3 separate regions of the Homo sapiens genome follow, and regions 1 and 2 are each linked to region 3. A link is a loop called in an ENCODE intact Hi-C map of the cell type or tissue named here. Cell type or tissue: heart right ventricle. All regions are shown on one strand. Each heading gives the region's core, and the rest is flanking DNA. Links, peaks and the distances in the headings are about the cores only. Region 1 overlaps BRAF (B-Raf proto-oncogene, serine/threonine kinase). Region 2 overlaps TMEM178B (transmembrane protein 178B). Region 3 overlaps AGK-DT (AGK divergent transcript).

Evidence for each region. Peaks named below come from ENCODE experiments on the same cell type or tissue, not always from the same donor. Only the 100,000 strongest peaks of a DNase experiment are listed, where the experiment ranks them.
Region 1: a loop joins it to region 3, with 3 times the contacts of the local background. A loop is called at or near these places in 46 of 110 quality-filtered maps.
Region 2: it touches region 3 in a loop (6-fold over the local background); 22 of 110 quality-filtered maps call a loop at or near these places.

The regions. Positions count from the first base shown.
Region 1 is chr7:140,802,597-140,812,622 of GRCh38, forward strand. It overlaps BRAF (B-Raf proto-oncogene, serine/threonine kinase), which reads right to left. Exons shown (of 18, transcript NM_004333.6): 4 at 6,296-6,399; 5 at 5,364-5,466. Among named protein-coding and RNA genes, the nearest start is that of NDUFB2-AS1, 110 kb to the left of the region's middle. In heart right ventricle, for the core only: no CTCF peak of the experiment used is centred there; no DNase peak of the experiment used is centred there.
Region 2 is chr7:141,268,618-141,279,025 of GRCh38, forward strand. All of the region lies in intron 2 of TMEM178B (transmembrane protein 178B), which reads left to right. Among named protein-coding and RNA genes, the nearest start is that of TMEM178B, 200 kb to the left of the region's middle. In heart right ventricle, for the core only: no CTCF peak of the experiment used is centred there; no DNase peak of the experiment used is centred there.
Region 3 is chr7:141,529,130-141,539,537 of GRCh38, forward strand. All of the region lies in intron 1 of AGK-DT (AGK divergent transcript), which reads right to left. Among named protein-coding and RNA genes, the nearest start is that of AGK-DT, 17 kb to the right of the region's middle. In heart right ventricle, for the core only: a CTCF peak has its summit at 4,382 (motif pointing left); a DNase peak (open chromatin) is centred at 4,352; H3K27ac peaks cover 2,138 bases.

The DNA of each region.
Region 1 (10,026 bases), core at 432-5,431, 730 kb before region 3:
TTGTGTCTTCATTTTTAACAGAAAAGTTTAAAAAGTAAAAAAGAAAAATTAAAAATTTTTAAAATAGAAGTTTATAGAATAAGCACATAAAATATTTTTGTATAGCTATATAATGTTTTTAAACTTTTGAAACTGTTATTTCAAGAGTCAAAAAGTTAAAAAAAATTAAACCTTAGTTTAATGTAAATTTTTTACTTTATAAACTTTTTAAAAAGAAAAATTTTAAAACTGTACTGTAGCCTAAGTGTACAATGTTTATCATAAAAGTCTACAGTAACAAATAGTAATGTCCTACGCCTTCACATTCACTCACCACTCACTCACCAGAGCAATTTCCAGTCCTAAAAGCTCTGTTCATATTAGGTATCCTACACAGGTAGACCATTTTTGATCTTTTATACTGTATTTTTACTGTACCTTTTCTACGTTTAGATACACAAACTTGCCACTGTGTTAAGGTTACCTACAGCATTCAGTTCAGTAACATTCCGTGCAGGTTATTAGCTTAGAAGCAATAGGCTCTACCATATAGCCTAGTTGTATAGTTAGGCTATACCATGTAGGCTTGTGTAAGCACATAACAAAATCACCATTGATGCATTTCTCAGAACATATCCCAGTCATCAGGCAATGTGTAACTGTATTTAGTAAGATGAAAATAATCACCAAAAGAGCTTAAAACAGAAACCATTAAAAATTAACAGTGAATTCCTCCAGAGTGGAATTGGGGGTGGGAGGGAGAGAGACTATAAATACAATCTACATAATAGCTAAAACAAAAACAAAAACAAAATAGCTGACAGAATCAGAACCCCTGATCTATGGTCCAAAAACATAATGGTTAACTTTGGATAAAAATGTAAAAACAATTATTTATAAAACTAGTAAGTAATCATATGAAAATTGAAACAGCTCTTCCTAATCTTACTAAAAAAAATAAGAAACAGAAAAATCACCTAAAAGACAATAAGATCTATTTTTTCTAACAAATGATCAATTTCTTAGAGGATTAGAATGTTTGGGCCACATAAACTTATTTGTGAACACTTCTCTAGGTGAAACTTAGAAGGCAACATGTTAAGAATTCCATGTCAAAGGCAAATGATGTAGAACATGAGTCACGTAACAGAACTGCACTAGGAAGAATCTATCCCACTAAAGCCAGAAATTGCTTAAAATATATTTATTTAGTGTATATAATAATAAGAAAATATAAGAATAAATATCAAAATGTGAGTGGCTACTTCAGAGTGGCGAGAGCATGGGTGACTTCTATTTCATTATTTGTTCTTTGCTCTGTATTCTTGAGATGGAGTCTCGCTCTGTCGCCCAGGTTGGAGTACAGTGGCAGGATCTCGGCCCACTGCAACCTCTGCCTCCTGGTTTCAAGTGATTCTCCTGCCTCAGCCTCCCAAGTAGCTGGGGACTACAGGCATGCACCACCATGCCTAGCTAACGTTTGTATTTTTTGGTGGAGATGGAGTTTCACCATGTTGGCCAGGCTGGTCTCAAACTCCTGACCTCAAGTGATCCGCCTGCCTCGTCTTCCCAGAGTGTTACAGACATGAGCCACCACACTCGGCCTCTATATTCTTAATTCATTTCAGTTTTTCAGAGATTTTTTTTTTGAGACAGAGTCTCACTGTCACCCAGGCCGGAGTGCAGTGGCACGATCTCGGCTCACTACAACCTCCACCTCCTGGATTCAAGCGATTTTCCTGCCTCAGCCTCCCGAGCAGCTAGGACTATAGGCGCACACCATCACACCTGGCTAATTTTTGTATTTTTAGTAGAGACAGGTTTTTTTTTTGGGGGGGGTGGTTAATACTTTTAATTACATGATTGTAATTATACAATTTCCACTCTTCAATATTTTGTATAAAACCAGTTACAACTCACAAGATTTTCAAATGAGACAGGATTTTACCAGGCTGGCCAGGCTGGTCTTGAACTCCTGACCTCGTGAGCTGCCCACCTTAGCCTCCCAAAGTGCTGGGATTACAGGCGTGAGCCACTGTGCCCAGTTTTTCAGAGTTTTAATCACAAATAATGATATTTTACATTATGACTCCATATATAACTGTATTCATACAACACTACTTACCCTGACTATATACAACATGAATTAGAACTTCCTAATCTATTCTGCTACATGTAAATTTTTTTATGATACATTAAATAGATTTCAACATCAAAAGTCTACTTTTCTTTTTCTTTTCTTTTTTTTTTGATAGGGTCTTGCTCTGTTGCCCAGGCTGGAGTATGGTGGCACAATCATGACTCACTGCAAAGTCTGCCTCCCAGGCTCAAGTTATCCTCCCACCTCAGGCTGAATAGCCAAGGCTATTGGTGCACACCACCATGCCCACCTACTTTTTGTATTTTTTTGGAGAGATGAGGTTTTGTCATGTTACCCAGGCTGGTCTTGAACTCTTGGGCTCAAGTGATCTGCCTGCCTCGGCCTCTCAAGGGATTAGAGGCATGAGCCACTGTGCCCAGCCAAAAGTCCATTTTCAATACACATTTATTTACACATTCTGTTCCATTAAGAATAGAAAGTTATTGAAAATATTTCAAGAAAATTACATCCTGATATATAATACATTCTGGCTTTTTGAGGACATTTAGTTTTAAAAGTGACTCTTATTTTCTTCACCTTTTTTCCTATGTATCACTTTCTAGGGGATATAAAACAGGTAAATGTCTATTTCTAATTGTGTTCTTTTTCCATTTGTCTCTGGATATACAAGAAATTTTAAAATCTTTAAAATTTTTTATGTGGCCATTATTCACCAAACCAAGTAGGTAGGTGACCAAAACAGCTGAAGGAAAGAAAACATGTGGATATGCATTTGATCATAAATTTTAAGCAATATATGCCTGTATCTGTAAGTATACCTTTGTCAATAAAGATGAGCACAGGAAGATATATCTTTCTTTTGGGTCACAGCTTACACTTAATCTAGTATCTGAGTATACATAAATATGTATGGCAAATTAGTGAGAGGCACAGTCAAGGTAATTTGCATGCATTAATTTGTAAGGTGTGGGGCTGTGTGAAGGAAGACACTGAGTGTCTGCAGAAAAAGGAGAAGGTTTGGATATAAAAGTTTCAAATCTTGTTTTCCCACTTCCCAGTTCCCAAGGACTCTTGGGATATAGAGAAATACTGAAGGGATTGCTTTTATAATATGAAACCATGAGGCATAAGCAGCCCTCCTTGAATAGCCAAGCAAAACCCAAGACAGCCAAGAACACTTTTCCTTTCTAAGCAGAACATAGGTTTTTGATCTTGCCTCTATATGGCACTCAGAGCAATCATTCTAACACACAAATCTAATCACATTTCTCCCCAAGCTTACAACTATTACATTTCTAATTATTTTACAGAAAAATCCAAATCTTTAATATGGCTAACAAGGATTTTCATGAGCTGGACTCTGCTTATTCTACCCACAACTCTTATTCTACCCACAATACTGTTAACAACCTACTCTTCAACCTTGTATCATCCATTCTGAACTTCTTTCAAAACTTTGAAAGGTAACATGCTTTCTTGCTCTTCCCTCTGTTTAGGGTACTCTTTACTTGATACTTACTTCCTCATCCATCAGGCCTAAGCTTAGATATTTCTGTCTCTGAGAAACCTTCCTAACTCCTCAAAAGCCAGGTTAGGAATCTCTGTGCATCTATAGAACTTTATACATATATAGTAATTATGAATGTTTATGAAAATTTATTAAATCTTCTCTCTACTCTATGGCAGTGACACTGTCTTATTCATTTGTCATATCCCTAGGTAAGATATGGTATTGGCAAATGGAAAGTTCTCAATAAAAATTTACTGGCAGGTATCCAACTGAGTGGTGACAATTTCCATACTCTGGAATCAATCTGCAGTTTGCTTTCACAATCCTTCTGTGGCAAGGACCTTCCTGAGGCATCATTTTAATACTATTTTCTCACACTTAGCAACTTAGGTCTTTCTTTTATCTCCTCATATTCAATTTCTAGCTAAGAAGAATTATTAAGAAACAGAGTAGTAATCACTATGAAATGTATGCTCAACTGTATTTGTATTCTTAAGAACTTAAATAAAAATGTTAAGATTTATCCACTTAAAATTCAACATGTTAAAAAATTATTTGCTGCACAGTAAAATTTGATTGACATTAGGTGTATCTTACACTTCTCCCAAAAAATGCCTTACAGAAACACAAACATGATTTCATTATTCACTACTAATGGAGGCTTGAAAGCATAAACCCCAAAGGAAATAATCTAATCAATCATCTGCTTTAAGAGCCCAGCTGGATTAATCACCAAGACACATGGGAAAACACTTGACGCCTAAAGGGTAGCAGTAATTATCCACCTAGAAAAAACTCTGGCCAAAATTCCATACATAGAGAAAAGTAAGAAATGTATTCCTGATTCAGAGACAACTTTTGGCTTCTGCCTGCCATTTTAGGGGATAAGTTCTCAAGTTCTATGTAGATCCTCATCTCTAAGGTGGAAAGGTCCCACATTCCGGGCCTTATGCTGGTGACCCTTAGGCTTATGCTAGGTTCTAGCAAATGCAAAAACCAGACAAAGAAAAAAGCCTCATGGAGAGTTTAATATCCAGCCATTCTATTTCCATTAACCTATCCTTCAGAAACACAAGGGTGTGTACAAGTGTGTCAAGATATATGCAGAAAGACCTTGTTTAGCCCTGTATGTAACAGATTTTTTATAATACAAAAACTTAAATGTCTATCAATAGAGAAATGGTTAAATATAATGAATTCCTATTCTTACGAATTATTACATAGTCATACTAAAATAAAGCCAGGTATACTGACATGAAAAGATGTCCGTGACATCCTGTTGAATTAAAAAAAAATAAGGCAAAGAATATCACATAGCATGGCTCTACTTTGATTTAAGAAAGGGAAAAGAAAAGAAAGTAATGAAGGAAAGAGAGAAAAAAAGAAAGGAAAAAACTTTAGGCTTACAGGTACAAGCACACGTTTGTGTACACAGAAAAAAGTTTGGAAGACAGAACAATAATCTGTTAATCTAAACAAATGTTGGCCTCTAGGAGGGTATTTTCACTTTTTTTACTTGACATACTTCTGCACTATTCAAAATTATCTTTTAACAATGCATACATTTTACTTTTTTAAATTAAAAAGAAAGTATAAAGATTAAAATTAAACTCTTGTTTAAATACAAGTTTTTAAAGAAAACAACTGATTTCAACTCAGGTAAAATGTCAGTTCCAAAATTACTCATCCATATTTCACATTCCCTAAATAAAAATTCATTCATTAAAATCTAAACATTTTTGACATTTCAAAAAAAAATGTAAAGATACATACAAAGTTGTGTGTTGTAAGTGGAACATTCTCCAACACTTCCACATGCAATTCTTCTCCAGTAAGCCAGGAAATATCAGTGTCCCAACCAATTGGTTTCTTCTCTCTGAAAAATGTAGACACAAGCCTTTCTTGGTTATTACACCTAAAAATATTCATATACCTCATGCTGAAGATATGAAAATTGGTTATCGAGGGGCTAGTAACAGTGAGGGAGGTTTGGCTCCCTAATATTCCATCGTTAGAAATTTAAATGGCAATAAATTAATTTTAAGTTTACCCCAAATAAATGTATCACTCTTGGACAAACAGCAGGGTAAAGAGATGTACTCTTTTCTTCAAGTCAGCTCCAGAAAAGACCTACAACAGCAGAAAATGGATTGTTCCTGGGGTCCAAAAAAAAAAAAAAAAAAAAAAAAAATCACAGGTACGGACTTATCTATCCATTCAAGGAAAAAGAGTACTCAAGGGACAGGGACAACATGCCCCCAAAATAATTTTTTTTTTTTTAAAGAGGATTCAAAATGTGAGGGTCTTGGAACAATGTTAGACACTTTCTGAAAGAAAAGTAGGTCAATATAAAATGTTAATTTTGATATACCTTTTGTGAAACTATGAGTTTGTATTAAAAATGGGAGGGGGGTAAGAGTCTATTATCCAAATAAATCACACTCTGAATGGTTCAAAAATTGTAAGAATCTCAAATTCCAAATAAAATCATTTGATCAAAGTAACAAACCCTACAGTCATATACAATTATTTAACTCCTCATATGGCCTACAGTATTTCTTCAGGCTAACTTAGTATTATTTTAATACTTTTTCCTAAAGTACACTTTCAATTCCCTAGGTTTTGGTAAAGATCCTAAGAAAACTTCAAAGTTTAATGTGTGATTTTCTTTTTAAACAAAATTTCACGTCACATACAAACCATACCCATCCTGAATTCTGTAAACAGCACAGCACTCTGGGATTAGACCTCTCATCATCAGTGCTTTCTTTAGACTGTCTCGGACTGTAACTCCACACCTTGCAGGTACCTATGGTATCATAAATATATTGATAAGAGGTAAAGGGAGCAAATTACATTTTTTCATATCATTAAAAAAATTTAGTAATTCATCTTTAAAAAGTCAAATGGGTTACTAGGTCAGATACAACACCATTTCTACAGCTAACTTAATACTAAAGGGAAATTATAACCCAAATATTTGTTATTATTCACCAACTTAAATCAAAGCAAAGTTAATTTTCTATTTTATTAAAATTATGAAATACTTTAAACATATAAAAAGAAGAAGTAACAGTATCTGCTACAATATACCCACCAACGCAGTATATCCATCACTGAGCAATAATAGATGTCAATATTAAAAGCAAAATCAATTTTGATCCAATACTGTTCAAAGCTGAAAACTGTATAACCCTTCAATCACACTGACTGTCCTTAAGAGACCTCTTACTGGCCCTAAACATAGCGGGAAGAAAAAAACCTGTCTTAACATGTATACTTGATATTTGTTGTTTGGTGCCCCTGTTTCCTCTGGGAATATTCCCTTCTCTAGAAATCCACATGGTACTAGAAAAGCTATCAAGGGTCACTACTTTTATGTCACTACAGATGACAGAAGCTGGCTAATCAGTTTCCCATACCCCCGGCAAGAGCAACTGGTCCAGGGCTATATATATGACCCAAACAGTACCTGAGTTCTTCCCTAAATTGACACATGGACACTGACAGAGAAAAGTCCTTGTTTCTACTGTAGTTCTGTAGATTTGCAGAAGATACAAATCTGGAGCCCTCAATGGCCATATTCTCCACCACACTGAGAAAATCTGTTATAGAATGAAGCTAACATACGAAGCAGCAAAGATGACATGGGAAGAGAGAGACAGAGAAGGAGGGAAAGGGAAAGGGAAAAAAAAAGTAATCTCTCTGTATATTTAAAGTTATCTATCTTTAGCCTTTTCCTTGCCTCATCCCCCACAGGCAAATCTGAGTTACTTGGAACTGAAGGTGTAGACTACAGTGAGGCAGTGTGAATACAGAGGACACAGTTTTTATTGGGAGGTGTAAGAAGAAGGGGAAATGTTAGTTTGTAACAATAAGTTCCATTCATTTAAATTGAGGTGCTTAGCAAACCAAAAGTTTCCAAAGAAATTGGGAATATTTATGCTAGAGGGGAAAAAAAGGGGGTAAAGGTAAATATAAGACAGCTGAATTCAAATAATATATTGAAGGGGGAAAGAGTCCAGAAAGCCTAATTAGGATCTATGACCAGAAATAACAGGACGCAGAGGGTAGTGCAATATAACCATTAAAACTATCCAGGTTGGGTGCAGTGGCTAACACCTGTAATCCCAACACTTTGGGAGGCCAAGGTGGGTGGATCATTTGAGGTCAGGAGTTCGAGACCAGCTTAGCCAACATGGTGAAACCCCATCTCTACTAAAAAACACAAAAAGTAGCCGGGCAGAGCGGCGGGCGCCTATAATCCCAGCTACTCAGGTGGCTGAGGCACGATAATCACTTGAACCCAGAAGGCAGAGGTTGCGGCAAGCCAAAATCGTACCACTGCATTCCAGCCTGGGTGACAGAGCGAGATACTGTCACAAACAAACAAAGAAAAACCCTGAACTTTTACCTACCCAGCAAGGTAAAAGTTTGTCATGAGAGACTGGGCTCATCACTGGAAGTATTAAAGAGACTGGATGGTACAGTTGATCCTCATTACTTGTGGAGTCCATACTTGAAATCTCTCTACTTGCTAAAATTTATTTGTAACTCTAAAGTCAATACTCTTAGTGCTTTCATAGACATGCGCAGAGCAATGAGATATTTGAGTCGCCTAATGCATGCACCTCTCCAACTGAGGTTGAACAGTGAAGCTTTCTCTTGCCTTCTTGTTTCAATTTTCATACTATAAACAAGTATCCTGGGCAGAGCCTATTTGGTGCCACTTTTTTCTCACTTTTGTGCTTCTTGTTGATGATTCTTCTGTTTAAAATAATCCCTAAGCATAGTGCTCACGTGCTGTTTAGGGCTGGTAAGCATAAGAAGGCTATAATGTCCCTGGCAGAGTAAGTACATGTGTTAGGCCAGCTTCCTTCAGGCATGAGTTATAGTAATGTCAGCCGTGAGTTCAATGTTAATGAATCAACAATATGTCTTTAAACAGAAACACACACAAAACAAGGTTACGTATCGACTGACTGATGAAAATGTGACTAGAGGCTGGTAGGAACCTAACTGTATTTTAAATGTGAAGGATCTGGGGTCTGATCAAGGAAAAAGATATGACCACGAGGTGGCAGTAGCATGCATAGCTTTATTGGGTGACATTGACAGATCTGCAGGCAGAGGATGTCCTTAAAGCATACTGTCCAGAGGCTAAGGCAGAGTGGCCACTACCCAAACAGGACTGGCCAGAAGCTGAGGTGGAGTGGCTATCACCCAGAAGAGGAGGGCTAGGGGACTCTCAGGGGAGAGGGGAGTAGGAGAGGGAGCTTATATGTCTAGCTGACAATGTTAGACAACCCAGCAGGGAGTCTATGTATCAAAGAGCTCCAAAGGGCAACAGCAGCTTGGAATCTTTATAGCCTTGGGATTTGATCTTATTTATACCTAATAGATGTTGAGTACAAAGCAGTTTTGTGGGGACTGCAAAGTAGGCAGGCTCTCAGTGGCTAAAAATCTGCTTATCAGGATTATATTTAAAACAATTAGATGTACAAAAAATTTAGTTTGGTGCAAGCACACTTTTAAGCCAATAGGTCTCAACCTGTTGTAATGGAAGAAACAACCTAGAGGCCAATATACAGAGGGGTTTTTTGGCTCATTTAAATAATAATAATCCTTGTACTTCCCCTAGGAGCAAGGTTCAGTGTTCACTAATTGTTTGTAGTGAATTTATAGACCATAACTACTACGAACAATGAGAACTGGTTGTAACCTTTCAGAAATAATAAACTTAAGTGAAAGCTCACTTTTCCCTGTGCCATTCGTCTTCCGCCTATACTAATGCCAAAATTTCCTGACTGGTGACCGATCTTTAGTTTTAAACCACATCCAATGTATCCTATCCTATGTTACCATAGAAATCTTTCTAAAGAAGGCATTCTTTTTTTCTTTTTTATCTTTGTTTTTAATTTTTTACTTTTAAGAAGGTATTCTTAACTTTTGGGCATGCATGTGCATGCACACCTGTGTGTGTGTGTGTGTGTGTGTGTGTGTGTGTGAGGGTGGGAGGGGGAGAGAGAGAAAGACTTCTGAGAATCTAATGAAAGCCTCAAATGTGCTCTCTGAAACAAAATTTCATAGGGTTTGTGGAATCTGAAGCCCACGCTGAGTTCACTGAACTCAGCATTTAACCCATTCTAATATATAATCTTAAATTTCACTAGTTTGCTTAAAATTTTCCCATTATTTGTAAGATAAAATTCCAATTCCATAATGTGTCATAAAAGGCCACCAATGACTTGGAGCTATCTATCCTTCAGCCTCTTTGGTAATTTCCCTTAGGCACTCCAGTAATGCACTTCAAATATGGCTATGCTCCCTCATGCTTCTCTACATATGCTGATCCTAAGTTGCATATATATTTCATCAACAGGCAAAAATTTGGTTTTCTGCTCTATTACCAAGGCAAGCCATCTATCAGTCCTTC
Region 2 (10,408 bases), core at 1,912-6,911, 260 kb before region 3:
ACCCAGATCAGCTGCAGACAAGAACAGAGCTTTCAATGGAAATTGTAAGCAAGTGGGATCCAGATCCTGAAGCATTTTTTCGAAGAATTGTAACAGGAGATGGAACCTGGTTTTACCAGTGTGATCTCAAAGACAAAGCACAATTAAAACAGTGGCTTCTAAGAGAGAAAATGAAAGCAAGAGCAAAGGTCATGCATCAGTTTTGAGATACTCAAGGCCCTTTGCTTATTGACTTTCTGGTGGGCCAAAGAGCAATAACACCTGCCTATCATGAGAGTGTTCTGAGAAAGTTAACAAAGCTTTAGCAGAAAATGCCGTGGTGGAGAGAGTCCTCTACCACGGCAATGCTCTTGCTCATTCCTCTCATCCTTCAAGGGGGTTTTGCAAGAGTTTCAGCAGGAAAATTGTTAGGCATCCCATTTACCTTACAGTCCTAATTTGGCTCCTTATGATTTCTGTTTGTTTCCTAATTTTTTTTCTTTTTTTTTTTTTTGAGACATTCTCACTCTGTTGCCCAGGCTGGAGTGCAGTGGCATGATCTTGGCTCACAGTAACCTACACCTCCCGGGTTCAAGCAATTCTCATGTCTCAGCCTCCCAAGTAGCTGGGACTACAGGTGCACGCCACCATGCCCAGCTAATTTTTGTATTTTTAGTAGAGATGGGGTTTCACCACGCTGGCCAGGCTGGTTTTGAACTCCTGACCTCAGGTGATCTGCCTGCTTCAGCCTCCCAAAGTGCTTTCTGGGACTATAGGCACGAGCCACTGTGCCTGGCCTTTGTTTCCTAATTTTAAAACAGCTTTAAAGAGAAACAATTTTTCTTCAGTTAATAATGTAAAAAAGACTTTATTCACATGCTTAAATTCCCAGTACCCCCACTACTTTAGGGATGAACTGAATGGCTGATATCATCTCTTACAAAAGTATCTTGAGCTTGATGGAGCTATGTTGAGAAATGAAGCTTATATTTTTTATTTTTATCTTTTAATCTTTTTTCCATGAATTTTTGGAGTCTTGTGTTTCTCATTTATCAACAGTATGAAATGCAGTGACTGGCTAGACATTCATGACAGGACAGATTTCCCTAGATATCGATGACTTTATGTCTTTTGAATGGAGAGCAGTGGTGCCTGAAGTTCTACTATAAGAGTTGTGTGACTTTGCGGCCAGGCAGGGTGGCTCACACCTGTAATCCCAGCACTTTGGGAGGCCAAGGCAGGTGGATCACTCGAGGCCAGGGGTTCAAGACCAGCCTGGCCAACATGGTGAAACCCCATCTCTACTAAAAATACAAAAATTAGCCAGGGCTGGTGGCGCATGCCTGTAATTCCAGCTACTCAGAAGGCTGAGGCAGGAGAATCGCTTGAACCCAGGAGGTGGAGGCTGCAGTGAGCCAAGATTATGCCACTGCACTCCAGCCTGGGTGACAGAGTGAGACTCAGTCTCAAAAAAACAAACAAACAAAAAACTCATAAAAAAAACACAACAAAAGCAACAACAGAAAAGAATTGTATGGTTTTGGAAGAATATAGTAGCAGAAGTAAAGACCTTTGAGGGAGCACCCTGTTCAAAGCTCTGATTTTTGTATGGTCAGTACACAGCTCTGGGGAGCACCTGGTTCAAGCCCAGACACTCAGGTGGGTACAGACAGTCTACAGCTTTGGGGAGCACCTGGGTCAGGCCCGGAAGCTCAGGTGAGCAGTCTACATCTCTAGGAAGCATCTGCTGTAGGTGGCACAATCTTGGCTCACCGCAGCCTCTGCCTCCTGGGTTCAAGCAATTCTCCTGCCGAGGGACAATAAGAAGCTGACATTCGGGAATTTTCTTTGGGTAGGTTCTCTCAATCCTAAAGATTCATGTAATGTAGTAATAAGTGTATTCAGCCACCTTTTAACATTATTTCTGGTTGTGAAATGTGTTCACCAAGAGTTGTTTCACTACCTTGAATGATTGTTTTGTTGCTCTTCTTTCCAGTCTTGCTAAAGCATCATTTCTAATTAAAATATAGGCTTTTTAAAAACACTATAGGATTCGAGTTGAGGTTTAATCAAAAGGATACAAAGAAAGATAAATTCTCTTCACAAGCCTCCAGAAACTGAAGCATAGCTCTTGCTAGCCTTCGCTGCTAAATGTTGTCATGTCCTTAGTAACGATGTCGTTATCTCTCTAGTATCAGAAAAGAAAATGCCACTGCACTTTGGCCACTGAGCTAGCTTGCTTAGCCCAGGTGTGTAAGAATGTTTCCATCAGTCAGCCTCTTTTGTCTCTCCTGTGCCTTCCCAAGCCTCCTGGTTCTTTTCACTTCTGTACATTTCTGCTGTACCATCTTCAACATTGTGGATGGTAGTACTAGCTGACAGGCAGGTACATTGCAGGCCTTCTCATTCCCAAGTCCTCTAAGCCAGGTATGTTCAATATGGGCTCTAGAAGTCTCCCCTGGGACTTCAAAGGGACAATCGATTGTCTCCTCCATTTATCTGTTGCCCTGAGTAACAGAGGAGTCCCTACCCCAGCAATGGCTCCTGGGTGAGACATGCAGCTGTATCTGGTTCCAGTGAGTATTGTTCCTTCATCCATTTCCTGAGAGGCTGGAGTTGGGGTGGCAGGAGGCCTGCTTCAAAATCTCTCCATGTCCCAAGCATTGTAGCAAGTACTCTCAGTCATCTCTGCCTTCAGTAAACTCTCATTTCCTGTGGTTTCCTGAGGGGAAGGAATGAGGGGGCAAAGATTGTAAGGCACCATCCCCAAGTATTTCCCTGAGTTGGTTTCCTTCTGACTTTCCTCTTAGGAGCTTTTTGGTCTAAAGAGTGTAACTGGTGTAGGAGCTGGGCAAGGGTGAATGGACTCCATTTCTCATGCTCATCATGAGATGGGCCCCAGTGCATAGGAAGAGTCTGCTGGTATTGATCGTGGTCCCTTTTCCTGAATCACTCCCTTACATTCATTTTCATGAAAGGCACCATGGAGCTTCATGACCCATTTCCTCTCTCTGGTCATTAGTTGCTGTTTCAAAACAAAATCCTTCTGTCATTGATCTTGGCTCCAGCGTTGAGCTCAACTCAAGGGTTGCCTGCGCTCTTTCACAATCTGGCAAGTGTAACAATACTGAACATTGACTGCGGGCTTTCCCTTAGTTCCAAGTATGGTGCTGCCTAGTGCTTCACTTGTATCATCTCCTCTATTCTCCATGACAATCCTGTGAGGCAGGTTCCTCTAGTATCTCTCTTTTACCATGAGAAAATGGCAGCTCAGAAAGGTCAAACTTGCCTATGGTCACACAGCTTGTAAGTATCAGCATTTAAACTTGCATTTCCACCTTCAGATCTGCCCTATTGTGCCTCATCTTCATGTCCTTGCACATATTGTCCCATTGCTTGGGCCTCCTTCTCTCCATGCTTCAGTGCTCAGTTCAAGTCCTACCCCCTCTTTGGACATCCCAGACAGAAGTGATCTCTTCTATGGACTCATATAGCTCAGGTAGCACAAACTGCTTACCATTCACTGCCTTATGCTATAGTTCATTTTCATGCCTCTGCTTACCAGTTGAGTGGCACATTTTCTGAGGGCAATTCCTAATGCATTTCCCATCTCCTGCAGTGGTTAGCATACATTCCCACATAGTGTTATGTTTGACAAATCCTGGTTGTTGATTATGTTACTTTAAATTTGGGCCATTACCTGTGAAGGCAGGAATGCATCTCACTGAATTGATATCGTGCAAAGCAATTTGAGAATTTTACTAGCATAATTCACTTTTCCAATCCCCCTTATTTAAGAAATAATCTGGTTCTAAAACAAGGAATAATATATGGCTATTTCCATGAAATGATTCACTGAAAACAAGAAAAATGGTTTAAACCTTCTAAAGTTAAATCTACAAATAACATTCAGTGTCAACTATGCTGTTTCCCTGCCAAAAAACAAAACCTCCATTTTGAAATGTAACTGTTGGGTCATTCCACCAGAGGTCCTGAGAGCCCCAGTGCTGGGAATTATATCTGTAGGCACAACCTCTTTCCTGCCCACAAATCCAGAGATTCTGAGAGCTCCCCTCTGCACATCAGCCCGTGGGCTGCCCTTGCCATCCACCCTGAGCAGTGTAGGCACTGCTTCTCATTGCTGCTTTTAAACATGACTTGCGGACAAGATAACAGCAGCAACTTGATTTTCAGCCATTGTGGAGAACAGCATGAAGGTTCCTCAAAAAATTAAAAATAGACCTACCGTTCTATCTAGCAATCATCTTCTGGGTGTGTATCTAAAGGAACTGAAATTAGTCTGTCAAAGAGATATCCACACTTCCATTTTTATTACAGTATTATTCACACTAGCCGAGATATGGAATCAACCTCTGTCCATCAATGCATGAATAAAGAAAATGTAACATATGCGCACATATATACACACCATGGAATATTATTTAGCCATAAAAGGAAGGAAATTCTGCTGTTTGCAACAACATGTATAAACGTGGAGAACATATGCTAGGTAAAATAAGCCAGACAAAGAAAGACAAATACTGCATGATCTTATGTATATGTGGAATCTAAAAAAATCAAACTCGTGGAAGCAGAGTAGTAGAATGATGGTCACCAGAGGCTGGGAGTGGGAGAATGGGGAGATGTTGATCAAAGAGTGCAAACTTTCACTTATAAGATGAACAAGTTCTGGGGAGCTCATATACAGCATAAGTGGTAATGGATGTGTTCATTAATTTGGTTGTGATCATTATTACAGAATGTCTACATGTATCAAATTATCACATTGTGCCCTTTAAATATGTTCCATCTTTATTCATCAATTAAATATTTAAAAAATGCTACAGAAACAAAATGTTAAACCCTGAGGGTCCTTGGAATATAAGAAGCGAGTGAGAAATGGAGCCATTTTTGAAGAAACATTAAGGCACAGATATGATGCCAAACTAAGATATAATTATAAAACCAAACCAAAGCATTGCATTCTACAACGAATAGAATAGTGATTATTAATCATCTAAGCAGATACTATTTCAGAAAATTGACCAGTAATTATGACTGCGGAGAGAGTGTGCCCTTGTATTTATTCTCTCATTGCCTCCAGCTATAAGCAGGTCTGCCAGCATTTCCCTTGCCCGAGGCTCTCACTGCTCTCACCATCTCCATACAGGCACTAGCAATGCCCGTTTCTTTATCTACAGTACCACTTTTGGTCCTGATCTCTGGACTTCTAGTTCCCACTGCCTGTTGGGCATGTGGACATATGTTTGGATGTAATAGGTTTCTCAAACTCAACAACTAGTCTCTAAAGATGACTTACATCTCCTACTCCTAGGTTTCTTCCTCACTGAGCCCCATCCATACCACTTGGTGGTGGTTTCTTCGGCAAACCAACTGCTGCCTCTGCCCCTCTACATTTGCTCTTCAGCAAACTGAATACTTAGAACACTTTCCCCAGATATCATAATGACTTTTTCAGAACTCTGCTCAAATGTCACGTCTTTAGAGAGCTTTTCTATGCCACTCCTCTTCTGAAAGTAGTTCCCATTCACTCCCCCGCCTTACTTTTTCTTCCTTGCACTTGTTACCACCTGACATTATAAATGGCTTTGTGTTTTGTCCATCTCTCCCACCAAAATATAAATTCAACCAGGCCAAAATCTTTGTTTTATTCAGTCTTATGCCAGGCACATAAGTTGGTGCTCAACAAATTTTTATTAAATGACTTAATTAACTTATAATATTTCTTCCCATTCCAGACCCCTCCTCTGTGTGTGTTCTGGTTCTATTAGCAGCATATTCGTCTATCCAACAACTCACTTGCTGCAAAAATTTGGATTTCATAGGTTCTGACTCTCTATCATAAATCACTCCTGGAAATGTTTGATTGTATACCTGGGCCTGGGGCTGAAGCAAGAGTGCAAATGGAATCCAAAGAAGGCCCACCCCCTTCTTTTTCTATTCCGGCTCTGTTCCATTCCAGGAGGGTCCTCACTTCCACAGGTATGGCAACCCAATCTGCAGGTCCAAGCTCTGTCCATGCCCAAATCCATGCCCTCAAGGGAAGAAACATGAAGAATAGGCTGTTTCTTTGGACAGAGAATTCCAAAGTCCTGGACACTTGGAGTTTGTGATCTAGAAGGAGGGCGGAGGGTGAGGTCTGCATGGGAACATCCCTTTGGCCCCTGGGCAAAGGCACAGCTGGAGGAGGGCCAAATCAGGGCCTTCTAAAAAGCAGGGACCAAGGAGGCAGCTCTGTTGCCCTGGTCTAATGGCAGCGCTGCCTGGGATGAAACCCAGACTCCAACCAAGGGTGGATGGAACCAAACGAGTGAAGTCCCAAAAACATGTGCCTTCCCTCCGCTGCCTAAAAACCGAAGATTTAAGTTTTATCTCTCAAGAGCTAGCAATGTGGAGGTTTAGAAAAGGAAACTTAGATAAAAATACTATCAGAAAACTGGACTTTATCAAAATGTAAAGCTTTGGTTCTCTGGAAGACACTAAGAGAGTGGAAAGACAAGCCAAAGACTGGGAGAACTATTTGCAAATCACATATCTGATGAAGGATTTGTATTCAAGATACTCAAAACTCAATAAAATTAACGAACCATCCAACAACAACAACAAAAGTTCCTATGCCCAGCACTGTCTTGGGAACTGGGAAGAGTCCCAGCAAGGCTCTACCCAAGTGTAGTACCTCTCCTAAGAAAAGACAAAATCAAAGTCATATTTGAGTCAGTAAAGTACTTATAGCTGCAGTTTTTATGAATGTATACAACGGGGTATCCAGATGACTTTGTGATAGTGAGATGTTGAAAACTGTGTAGTTTGCCTTGTAACACCCCACTCGTCTGCAGGAGCTTCAGATGAAAGGGCACTGATGTCCAGCCTCTCCTATAAGATAGTTGGCAATAATCCTTTGAACCCTGTAGGGGAAGGATGGGAGCACCACCCTTCAGCATCCAGAGGGGGTGCTCATGGGTGAGTTTCACTGAAGGATTGTTAGTATCTGAAAGCAGGATAAAGAAGTTGCAAACCTCTCTGCTTACCTTGCTCATAATGTAAATAGCTCAATCAAGGTGCCTTCTGGATATAAGACTATGCTTTCTTTAATTTCATTATAAGGTTCATGGAAAAATGGCAATATATACAGTCCAAGGAAAGCACTTCTATACATAATTATTTGTTGTACAGAATTCATTATCACTTAATCAATGACAGACTGTTTCTCAAGGCCATTGGCTGGAGCCTGGAAGCATCATTGCTGCAGAGAACAATGATTTGTGAAGATTCAGAGGCTCCTCGTGCTACAATGGATGTGTTCATGGAGAGCTGCATGTTAAGTACATATGGGCACATCTGATCATATTTTATAAAAATAAATCCATGACAACTTTTATAGAGGGAATCCCATTTTAAAGTAAAGGATGATTCTTCCTCTGTTTTGATTAACCTCAGTGCTCACCAGTTTGCTCCAGATGTTTTTCCTGAGTATTAGAAAGGCTGAGGGGACATGGGGAAAATGCAGTGGGTTGGGGCTCATGGAAACAGTGAGTTTTGAGATGGCAGTGATGGGAACTGAGGAAGGGAGGGTCATAGAGAGCCGGGTGTGCCTGGGTGACAGCAGGCTGCCTTGGGCACATCCAGTGAGTCCTGTGGAAACAAGCATGAGTCAGAGCTGGAAATACACTCATGCATCGCTGAACGACGGGGATATACTCAGAGAAATGAGTTTGTATTAGTCTGTTCTCATGTTGCTAATAAAGACATACCTGAGACTGGGTAATTTATAAAGGAAAGAGGTTTAATTGACTCATAGTTCTGCATGGATGGGGAGGCCTCAGGAAACTTACAGTTATGGCAGAAGGGGAAGCAAACAAGTCCTTCTTCACATGGTGGCAGCAAGGAGAAGTACTGAGCAAAAGGGGGAAAAGTCCCTTATAAAACCATCAGATCTCATGAGAACTCGCTCACTATCATGAGAGCAGCAGCATGGGGGTAGCTGCCCCCATGCTTCAATTACCTCCCACCAGGTCCCTCCCATGACACGTGGGGATCATGGGAACTACAATTCAAGATGAGATTTGGGTGGGGACACAGCCAAACCATATCAGTGTTGTTAGGTGATTTTGCCGTTATGCAAATACCATAGAACATACTTAACACAATCTGGATGGTAGAGCCTACTTACTATACACCTAGGCTATACAGCATAGCCTGTTGCTGCTAGGCTACAAACCTGTACAGCATGTGGCTGTACTGAATATGGTAGGCAACTGTAACACAATAGTATTCGTGTATTTAAACAATGTAAACATAGAAATAGTACAGTAAAAACATGGTGTAAAAGATAAAAATGCTATACCTGTATAGGGCACTTATCGTGAATGGAGCTTGCAGAACTGGAAGTTGCTCTGGGTGAGTCAGTGAGTGAGTGGTGAGTGAATGTGAAGGCCCAGGACATTACTATACACTGTTGTAGACTTTATAAGCACTGCACACTTGGGCTACACTAAATTTATAAAATATATTTTTCTTTCTTCAATAATCAACTTTACTGTATAAAGCTTTTAATTTTTAAAAACGTTTTGACTGTTTTGTAATAACACTAGCTTAAAACACCAACACATTATACAGCTGTATAAAATATTTTCTTTCTTTGTATCCTTATTCTATAAGCTTTATTTTCTATTTGTAAAATATTTTATTTCATTTATTTTTTACTTTTTAAACTTCTTTGTTAAAAACAAAGATACACATACATTAGCCTAGGCCTGCATAGGGTTGGGATCATCAATCTCGCTGTCTTCCACCTCCGCATCTTGTCCCACTGGAAGGTCTTCAGGGGCAATGGCACACAGGGAGCTGTCATTTCCTAGGATAACAATGCCTTCCTCTGGAATCCCTCCTGAAGGACCTGCCTGAGGCTCTTTTACAGTTAACTTTGTTTTCAAAAAATATATATAAGTAGAAGGAGTACATGCTAAAATAACAGTAAAAAGTATAGTATAGTAAATACTAGATGACAGGAATTTTTCAGCTCTATTGTAAACTCTTGGGACCACTGTCATATACGTGGCTCACTGTTGGCTGAAATGTCGTTTTGCAGCTCGTGACTGTGTGTATGTATGGAGGGGCAGCTGACCTAAGTCTTCAGGTGCTTGCCCCTGGGACTTAGATGTGATTCATCAAATGTTGAGAGTCCTGGGCAAAAGGATATTAGGGTAAAAATGAATCTTAATGAACCAGCATATATATATTGAATATCTGCTGAATGTTACCATGCTGAACATTTACACTTATTCCTAACATAAAAGTATACAACATTCCATCTCATGGACCTTATAATCTTGTTGGAGAGATAAGATATGAAGATATGAAGAGTCAGATAAGAGCAGAAGACACTAACTTTGGAGACTAATAACAATAAATACAACAGGGCTAAATGTTAGAGAATTCTTCTTAGATTTAAAATACCAATGAAGAAATTCAGAATTGGGAATATCTAAGAATTTTAGATGACTACAGTCTCATAGATGTCGGCAGTGGGAAATAGCTTCCAGAAAGGAAATATACACAATCTCAAGCTTCAGAATGAAGGCTTTGTTCCCAGGGAAAGAGGGCCGAGGGGCCTTGGCATTCTGCATAGCTAAGCCCCTCTGGTGCATGGCTTGTGCATGGGCATGACATCAAAAGATTGCAGGGCTGGGCACGGTGGCTCGCACCTGTAGTCCCAACACTTTGGGAGGCCGAGGCCAGTAGATCACTTGAGGTTAGGAGTTCGAGACCAGCCTGGCCAACATGGTGAAACCCTGTCTCTACTAAAAATACAAAAATTAGCCAGGCTTGGGGGCTGCGCACCTGTAATCCCAGCTACTTGGGAGGCTGAGGCAGGAGAATTGCTTGAACTCGGGAGGCGGAGGTTGTAGCGAGCCAAGATTGTGCCATGGCACCCAGATTGGGTGACAGAGCGAGACTCTGTCTCACAAAAAATAAAAAATAAAAAAATAAAAAATAAAGATTGCAAATGCCTCTTGAGGGGTATGGTCAGGGAAGTGAAGGGTCTAGAAATCATGTTGAGTAAGGAGCAATTCCATCATTTATTCTTCAGCAAACACTGCTTGAATATATATGTGCAACCAGCGCTGTGGAACGTATTAGGGATTTAGATGGGAGTTTACTGAGGTCCGTCTAGTTAGCCTGGAAAAGAGAGGACTGAAGGGTGAAATTTAAGAATAATCGTGTAGAAGAAAAGTTCCAACGGGCAAAATAAGGGTTGAAAGGTGGAGATTAAAGGCAGGCAGAATTGGGACCCAAGTAAGGAAAATCCTTTATCACCATTAGACCAGGGTGAGCACTTTAGCTCTATCTGCAAAATAGCTTTGTGATGAGAATCCACCAAAATTAATGTGAATAAAGCATGTGTGAA
Region 3 (10,408 bases), core at 2,059-7,058:
CAAGCCTCTGGTGTTTGCTGGCAGTGCTTGGCATCCCTCAGCTGATCGATGCGTCAGTCCCACTTCTGCCTCCATGGTCAGCAGGCATCCTCCCCTCGTGTGTCTGTGTCTCCATGTGGTATTCTCCTGCCCATGTGTCTTTCTCCCTGCCTCTTAAAAAGACACCAGTCGGATCAGATTAAGAGCTCACCTTACTCCTTATATGACCTCATCTTAAATAATTGTAGCTGCAGAGACCCTATTTCCAAATAAACAAGGCAGTGGGGGTTAGGACTTCAATGGGTCTTTTTGGGGAACACAACTCAATGTGTAACAAGGGTGCACGGCTCTCTCTCAGCAATAGCAATGGTAGAAGTCTGGTGGGCTGGGCAAGGTGAAAGAAATAGCAGCTCATCTGGGCTGTCATTTTCATCTGGGCTGTGCTCCCCATTAGAACATCTAACTTCCCCCTCAGAATGTCACAGACTCCATGCAAACGAGGCTGTATCTTTCCTGTTCCCTACTGTTCCTCAAAACTGTGGGTAACAAATGTGAAAATAAGTTACCTTTGATAGGCTGGGCATGGTGGCTCACGCCTGTAATCCTAGCACTTTGGGAGACTGAGGCAGGTGGATCACTTGAGGTCAGGAGTTTGAGACCAGCCTGGCCAACATGGTGAAACCCTGTCTCTACTAAAAATACAAAAATTAGGCAGGCCCGTTGTGGCAGGTGCCTGTAATCCTAGCTACTCGGGATCCTGAGGCAGGAGAATCACGTGAACCTGGGAGGCAGAGGTTGCAGTGAGCCAAGATCATGCCATTGAACTCCAGCCTGGGCAACAGAACAAGACTCCATCTCAAAAAAAAAAAAAAAAAGTTACCTTTGCTATGACTTTCTAAACCACAGTCTATTTCTCATAGGAAAAGTTCCACTTTCCAGAGACATTTCACCAGTAATCTCTTCACTTTCTAGATTGGTCTTCCCCTTTCAGGCCACATCTCTACTTACTTAAGTTTCATCCACCTTCCTGAGGCTGGCCAGAACATACCGCAATAGAGACAGCCACCACATAAGAATCACAGTCAGACGACACTTCCATTGCATCCGCTTTGCCCTGGTCATTATATGGACATTCCCAATCTACTTCAGTCCTTTCCAAAATGTGTCTTTCCGGATTACACATTCCTTGCTGTAGTTTTTGTGAACTGCTCGCCAACCTCAAAGTGCAAACATGACCACAATCTCTTTTATTTTTCTATTCAATTGCACAAGGGGCCAAATGACTAATTTGCTGAAAGCAGGTGCCTGTGTTGGGAACTTTCATTCCCCTCGTCCACCATGTTGAGGAATTCTGGAGGTTTATACAGCCTCCAGAGGAGTCAGGATGGTCTCCATAACCCCCCCAAAAGAGAAAATTAGGGTCTCCAGTCTTCTATTGCTATTGATTCTCAGTATCACGAGGTGTCACTGTTGAAAACTTGTTCTATGCAGTCTCAGAGCTAACAATGATTTACCCTGGGATGATGCCTTCTAGAAGGCCCAGATCCCATCACAAGCCACTGTGGTTTTCTTAAGGGAACAATCCCACATTCTCAGTACAGGGTTATATAAAATTGTCCCTAGCCTCTTCTAGCTGGTCTCTCTGCTTTCATTCCTGCTATAATGGATTATCCTAAAAGTGTAGAGGAAGCTAAAATCCCAAAAGACACTGGAGGAAAGAATGGGTGGTAGTGTTGGGAGAAGAAAGTACATTGAAGATGCTGTTTTCTGCATGAGATCCTTGCATTAAATCATGTCAGCCTTAGTGTGAAGTCTTGAGTTATACTTTATGTTGTATACCTCTATCAAATTGAGCTCACCTAAAACCCTAGGAAAGACACAGAATAGTCACTGGAGAGTGTAGGGGACTGATAACATTTCCCCTGCTTGCAAGTGTTTAGAATATAGAGAAAAGAGCTCTGGACCTGGAACCAGAAGACCTGGGTTCAAGTCATTGCCTTGCTGTTTATTAGCTGTGTGGCCTCCAGAAGTCACTTGATTTCTTTGACCTCGATGACCAATCTGTGAACTCAGGGCAATTCTAGTCTTTTCCATTTACGATGTTCTTGTGAGAATCAAATGGAGTAATCTGAAAACTGTAAAGCACCATGTAAATATGAGGCTTTTCTTCTCAGGCTTTTCATTTTTTTTTTTTTTTTTTTTTTGAGACGGAGTCTCACACTGTCACCCAGGCTGGAGTGCAGTGGCACCATCTCGGCTCACTGAACCCTCCGCCTCCAGGTTCAAACAATTCTCCTGCCTCAGCCTCCCAAGTAGCTGGAATTACAGGTGCCTACCACCACACCCAGGTAATTTTTTGTATTTTTAGTAGAGATGGGTTTCACCATGTTGGTCAGGCTGGCCTCGAACTCCTGACCTCAGGTGATCCACCCGCCTCGGCCTCCCAAAGTGCTGGGATTACAGGTGTGAGCCACTGCGCCCAGCCCCTCTCAGGCATTTGTAAAAATTAATCGACTTTTCTAGTTTACAGAAAAATTAAGCAGAAAGTAGAGTCCCCATATATTCTCTACTTCATCCCGTTTCCCCTATTATTAACTCCTTGCAACAATTTGTTACAATTGAAGAGCCAATATTGCTATATCATTATTAATTAACAACCATAGTCTACATTAGGGTTTATTCTTTGTGTTGTACATTCTGTGGGTTTTGGCAAATGTATGACACGTATCCACCACTATGGTATTACACAGAATAGTTTCACTGCCCCACAAATCCCCTGTGTTCTGCCTATTTATCTCCTCCTCTCTCCCCCTGAACCTCTGGCAACCTCTGATCATTTTACTGTCTCCATAGCCTTGTCTTTCCCAGAACATCATATAGTTGGAATCATACAGTATGTAGCCTTTTCAGATTGGCTTCCTTTACTTGGCAATATGCATTTAAGTTTCCTCCATGTCTTGTCTTGTCTTTTTTTCTTTTTTTTTTTTTTTTTGAGATGGAGTCTCACTCTGTCACCCAGGCTGCAACCTCCGCTTCCTGGGTTCAAGCATTTCTTCTGCCTCAGCCTCCCAAGTAGCTGGGATTACAGGTGCACACCACCACACCTGGCTAATTTTTGTATTTTTAGTAGAAATGGGGATTTCACCATGTTGGCCAGGCTGGTCTTGAACTCCTGACCTCAAGTGATCTGCGTGTCTCAGCCTCCCAAAGTGCTGGGATTACAGGCATGAGCCACAGCACCCAGTCACCTCCATGTCTTTTAATTGATAGGTTGATAGCTCATTTCTTTTCATTGCTGAGTAATATTCCAATTTATAAGTGTATTCCCAACAGACTTTTTACTTAAAAAAAAATGACCAAAGACTACATTGCCTTAGAGTTCAATTAAAATAGTATCAAGAGCTATGCGAAAGAGAAAAAAAAAGGTGAAGAATGGAAGATGGATATGGGAGGATGGACGGAGGCTATAGGCCCTCATGCAGATGTTGTGTTTTGGAGGAGGGAGGGATTCTGGGCTGGTTGTAAATATAAGAAACACAATATATCCACTCTATCCCATCCTTGAAATACAGCTTAGCTGCCAGCAGCCTGATCCCCTAAGTGCAGAGCCTGAGCAGTCACCCTAATGCACCGTACCTGGGTTCGGTACTAATGGCAGATCGAGAAAGAAATGCTAAAGTTATGTGTCTCTCAAACCACAGCACTACTAGCTGTATGCCTGATCCATAAGAGCATGCAATAGGCTGGGTGTGGTGGCTCACGCCTGTAATCCTAGCACTTTGGGAGGCCGAGGCAGGCAGATCACCTGAGGTCAAGAGTTCGAGACCAGCCTGGCCAACATGGTGAAACCCTGTCTCTACTAAAAATCCAAAATTAGCTGGGCGTGATGGCGCGTGCCTGTAATCCCAGCTATCCAGGAGGCTGAAGCAGTGAACCTGGGAGGCGAAGGTTGCAGTGAGCCGAGATCGCACCATTGCACTCCAGCCTGGGTGACGACAGCGAAACTCCGTCTCAAAAAAAAAAAAAAAAAAAAAAAAAAAAAAAAAAAAAAAAAAAAAAAAAGCATGCAGTAGATGCTTGAATGAATGGTTGAAGAAGCACAGGATAGGCCGCCAGACTTGGGGACTGAGGGAAGGTGGAGGGAGGAGGCAGAAAGTGAGGGTCATTAATGATCTTTTCATAAGGCCTTTGAGAGACTATTGCCAGGCCCCAGACCCCCTTTACAAACTGCTGAGCACTGCAGGGGGACTATTTGCGTCAGACTCAAGCCAAGACATCTCCAAGATCCCTGACAATAAAGCAAACACTAGGCTGGCGCTGGCTAATAGAGGAACCCAGAGGGAAAAACGCTTTTCTGTTTATGGACAATTCTCCTTCTACAGCCGGATCTTCAGCGCCACCTAGTGGTGTGCTCTTCAGGCTGGCTGCACTACCAAAGCAACCGACTAAGATTCAAATGCCTTGGTTTAAAGCTGCAAGGATTAAAACTTTCCTCTTAAGGTCTAAGATAAGAGACTATGTGGGCATAATGAGCAAATTGAGAGCTTTAGGATTCACATCAGAGAATTCTAAGTCACAAAACTTAATCTCAGCAATTACATACACAGTTAGTAGTAGGATTTTGTAGTTGCCCATACCGTTTTGCAGTTTTGGACATTGAGTAGTTTTGGACAATGAGGCCAAGATCAAAAGTTAAAGCCGTGCAAAGGAAATGCAGCACCAAGAAGGGAAAAAGAGAATCTGATCCAGCCCCTGCCGCCAGGCAGGGGAAGTGTTATTTCCATTTCATATTTAAAGCAAGTAAAACCCTACGAAATGTCCAAGGTCAAATGTCCAATATATGAGGCAAGAACTTGAATTGTGTGGAGTGTGCCTTTTCTTTTGCTATGCTGCTTCAAAGTACCCCTTTTCTTTCAATATTTGCTTTGTTTTGCTACAATTGCACTGATATTCTCCTACCAATGGATCAATAAGCTTCATTTCTATTCTAAACTCACAAACTACAGTGTTCCCCTAAAGGCTTGGGTCATTCTGTCTGTCTCATGCAGGAACTAGAATTCCCTAGAATGTTCATAATGTGAATGGCAATTCATGTGTTATATATACATTAAATATCTTATGTATAATGTTAACTCATATTCCTTTTACTTGTTAACTGACCTTAAATTAGGTCAGTTTCTATATGTAATACTGTAAATATTAATTAGATTGCAGTTAATTTGTTGATAATTCATGGTGATTATATTAGTTATACAATTCACAATGAAATTTTAAAATCTGCCTTTTCTTTAAGAGAATGTGGTTTGGAATTAAATGGAGAACTTACATTTATTCAGCATCAGATATTGACTAGGTGATTTTACATATACTAATTTAATCTTTATGATTAACACTATGAGGTAAGTCAAATAATTATCTTTATATAGATGAAGAAAGAAAGACAGAAATTGTAAATAACCACCCCTAGATAGACACTAAACAGAAGAGCTGGAAATTGAAAGTGGACTTTCTGTCTTGAAGTCAAGTAGTATTTCTACCAGACCTCTTGAATCCACTAGACTCGAAGTCCAGAAGTCTGAGTTTTATTTCCAACTTAAATACCACATACAATGCTGTGTACTATAATATCCTTTTGAAAATTCACTATGCTCATTTGTATATCCACAGTCCTATTGAATTCTAATATAAACATACATGTTTAGCAACACTCATGGAATTATTGTTCTTTCTCGGGGTTTTTTTTTTTGAGTGTGTACGTATATCTATTAACTCTCCTCTGAAATAGTGCTCTATAAAGCACACAGTGATTAGTGCTGGTCTGGAAGATAATATGCTGGAGAGCCTGATTGGAGCGATCTGGACTAGAGAGATAGCTGTGAACTGAATGAGGATTCAGTCTTCCAAAATAGTCCTTGGGCACACTTGCCAAAAACAGCTCACAGCATAATTTTGTTTTAAAATACTTGTTTGTAACCTTGCTTGTTTAAGAAAGAATTAATGTAGGAGAACAGGATTTCAGTGGCATAATGGTTATCACCAGGGCTCTCAATGAGAATGTAAAACGTATCTATGGCCTCCTCTCTCTTCCTTTCTTTGACATCTCTCTCCTCTTCTTGGATTGCTTCCCGCTCTGCTGGCTCATCTTAACCTGCCCCTCCCAGGGCTTACTGGGTTTCAACGTTACCTCTCACACCTCTTCCGAGTTCCTCAGTGCTTGTCAGTTTGATGTTAGGAAAACAATCTAACCAAATTGATATTCATTATATTATGAGTCCTTTGTGCTTCAGGAGTATTTGTGATGGGAATAATTAAGCCTCCTTTAACTGGAAAATTTCAAATAGCTTCAGGGAGGTTTGGGAGAAAGAGCGTCAATGACTGTCTGAGTCTGTAACCCCAAGCTTGTCTGTTCCATTTTCCTGTGTCACATAGCCTCTGCCAGTGGATTCAGTGCTATTTATACTGGGACTCTCATCCCAGTCCTAAATCTAGCATAGGAGCAGACAGATAGATGCCAAAAAAATACAGCAACGATTCATGATAAAAACTCCCAGAAAACTAGAAATGCAAGAAACTTCCTTAACCTGATGAAGAGCACCTATGAAAAATATATAGCTAAGATAACTCTTAACGGTGAGATTCAGAATGCTTTTCTCCCCAAATCAGGAACTAGACAAGAATATCTACTCTCACCAATTCTATGCAATAGTCCCCTTAAATACTAATTGATAATATAAAGAAATAAAGAGATAAAAAATATTGAGATTGAAAAGCAAAAAGTAAAACTGCCCTTATTTGCATATGACATGATTGCATACATGGAAAATCCTAACAACTACAAAATGTACTATACCAAGGAAGTGTATTTAGTAAAGTTACAGTATCCATTTTTTACATGAATGTAAAAAAAAAAAAAAAAGTATATCTAGGCTGGGAGCCATAGCTCATGCCTATAATCCCAGCACTTTGGGAGGCTGAGGTGGGCAGATCACCTGAGGTCGGGAGTTCGAGACAAGCCTGACCAACATGGAGAAATCCTGTCTCTACTAAAAATACAAAATTAGCCGGGCGTGGTGGTGCATGCCTGTAATCCCAGCTACTCGGGAGGCTAAGGCAGGAGAATCACTTGAACCCAGGAGGTGGAGGTTGCTGTGAGCCGAGATCGTGCAATTGCACTGCAGCCTGGGCAACAAGAGTGAAACTGTCTCAAAAAAAAAAAAAAAAGTAATCTAGGCCGGTCAAAGTGGCTCATGCCTATAATCCCAGCACTCTGGGAGGCCAAAGTGGGTGGATCACCTGAAGTCAGGAGTTCGAGACCAGCCTGGCCAACATGGTGAAACCCTGTCTCTACTAAATTTACAAAAAATTAGCTGGGCATAGTGGTAGGCGCCGGTAATCCCAGCTACTCGGGAGGCTGAGGCAGGAGAATCGCTTGAACCCAGGAGGTGGAGGTTGCAGTGAGCCGAGATTGCGCCATTAGTGAAACTCCATCTCAAAAAAAAAAAAATGTATATCTATATTCTAGTAATCAACAATTGGAAATGGAAATTTAAACAATACCATGTATAACAGTACTAAACAGTGGAAAACACTGAAATATATTTAACAAAATATGGTGCAAGACATGTACACTTAAACTTAAGAAACATTACTAAGAAAAATGAAATAATACCCAAATAAATGGAGATAAATACCATATTTATAAATCGGAAGACTCAATTTTATAAAATGATTAAATCTTAAATTGGTCTATAAATTCAACATAATCTGGATCACAAGCACAGTTTTATTTTTTGTAGACAAAAAATAAATTGACAAGATGATTCTAAACTCTGTATAGAAATTCGAAGGACTTAGAATAGCCAAAATATTTTGAGAAAAGAGAACAAAATTGAGGACTTAAACTAGCCAATTTCAAGACTTACTAAAGAGCCTTATTAATCACGATAGCATGGTATTGGCATAAAGATGGACATACAGATCAATAAAACAGAGTAAAGAATCCAGAAAAACTCCATACATACATGGTTCAATGATTTGCCAAGGTAAGTCAGTGGAAGAAAGGATGGCATTTTAAGAAATAATGTTGGGCCAGGCACCATGGCTCATGCCTGTAATCCCAGCACTTTGGGAGGACAAGGCGGGTGGACCACCTGAGGTCGGGAGTTTGAGACCAGCCTGGCCAACATAGTGAAACCCCATCTCTACTAAAAATACAAAATTAGCTGGGCATGGTGGCATGTGCCTGTAATCCCAGTTACTCAGGAGGCTGAGGCAGGAGAATCGCTTGAATACTGGAGGCAGAGATAGCAGTGAGCCGAGATCGCACCATTGCACTCTAGCCTGGGCGACAAGAGAGAAACTCCATTTCAAAAAGAAAAAAAAAAAAAAAAAGGAAGAAAAGAAAGAAAAGAAAAGAAAAGAAAAGAAATAACATTGGAACAACTGAAGAGAGGCATATGGGAAAAAGAACCTCAACCCCTACCTCACACAGTTCACAAATATTAACTTAAAATAGGTAATAGACCTAACCAAAAAATAAAAATAAAAATTATAAAACTTCTGCAAGAAAAAAAAAATCGGAGAAATCGGAATGATATTGCATTAAGCAAAAAACTCTTAAATGGGCCCTACAAATATGAACTATAAAAGAAAAAAAATCAATAAATTGTACTTCACCAAATGTAAAGCTTTTGCTTTTCAAAAAGCACTGTTATAAAAATAAAGCACAACATAGACTGGAAGAAAATATTTGCAAAATATATCTGAAAGGGATTTGTATCTAAAATATATAAAGAACTTTAACAATTCAATAAGAAGAATTTTTTAAATGGGCAAAACATTTCAACAGATGCTTTGTCAATATCTTCCACAGATGATTAGATATATTAGGATGTCTTCAGTTTTAAAACTAACATACCAAGTGCTGGTGAGGATGTGGAGCCATTGGAAGTCTCATATCCTGCTTCCAGGAATGTAAAGGAGTGCAACCAGTTTGGAAACTAGTTTGACAGTGTCTTAAGAAATTAAACACACTTACATAAAACCCAGCCATCACTTTCCTATGTATTTACCCAAAAGAAATAAAAACATAAACATATATCACAAAAAGACTTGTATACAAATGTTGAATGCACCTTTGTTTATAATGGCAAAAAGCCTGAAACAACCTAAATGTCTGTCAACAGGTGAATGAATGAAAAAAATTGCAGTAAACCCATGCAATGGGCTACTAGTCATCAATAAGAGCAAACTACTGAAGCACACAATGGATAAATCTTAAAAAAAAAAAAAACCGTGTTGAGAGAAAAGCCAGAAACAAAAGGTTCTATATTGTACAATTCCATTTATGTAAAACTCTAAAAGATACAAATTAACATACAGTGGTAGAAAGAAGATTAGTGATTGGCTGGTGTTGGGGTGGACTGAGGGAATGTAGGAACTGACTGGAAAAGAATAAGAGAACACTTGGGTGGCAATGGAAATGTCTGTATCTTCATTGTGGCCAGTATAGGAACATACGCATTTATCAAAAGTCATCAATCTGCACACTAAAAATGGGTGCATTTCGTTGTATGTAAATGTTATGCCAATAAGATTTATTTTAAAAATTGTAGTGGGAATGCAAGGAGAAGAAAGGGGGTAATTTTGGTATATTTCTATGTTAGAGTGGGCAGATTTTGAGTAGGTTTATATGCTAAGAGGAAAAGACAGTGGAGATGGAGGGAGAAAATACCAGAGTGAGGAAAGGACTGATGAGGCAGATTTCTCGGGGACGGGAAGATGGGGGTGCCATCCCAAGCACGGGTGGATGGATGAGCTGTGGATGGGAGGAGTGAACATAAGCTCCCTGAGTCTGCAGCAGAGGAAAGTGGTTGTACTATTAAGTTTGAACAAAGACAAATGTAATTTTGTATGTGGGAGGGCAGAAAGCAAAGGAAGTTCATGGCTCATTCAATCATTCAACCTTTATTTATTTTATGCCAGGCACTTTATAAATAAAGATATGGATATTCTGTAAGAAAGAATAATACTGTTTCTGCTCTCATATAATTTAGAATACAGTAGATGGGGGGCATTAAACAATTAAAGAACTAAATACATAATTACAGATTATTATGAATGCCATACAGGTTAAGGAATCTATTAAAGAGGGCAACAGAAGGAACCTAATTTAAACAGATGGCTCAGGGAAGGTCTCTTGAGTGAAGCCACCTTTCAGCTGAGAGGAGGAAGGTGAGAAGGAGTTAGGTGATAAGTGAATGGAATGGCTTCAGTGAAGACCTTAAGGTTGGACAGATTTGGGTACATTTTGATACAGAACAATAATTATATGTGAGTTTTAAGAGATTAATATAAAAAATGAAACCATAGAAAACTCCAAGAAAATATAAATAAATTTTGATCACTAGATAGAGGACTCTCCAAGAAT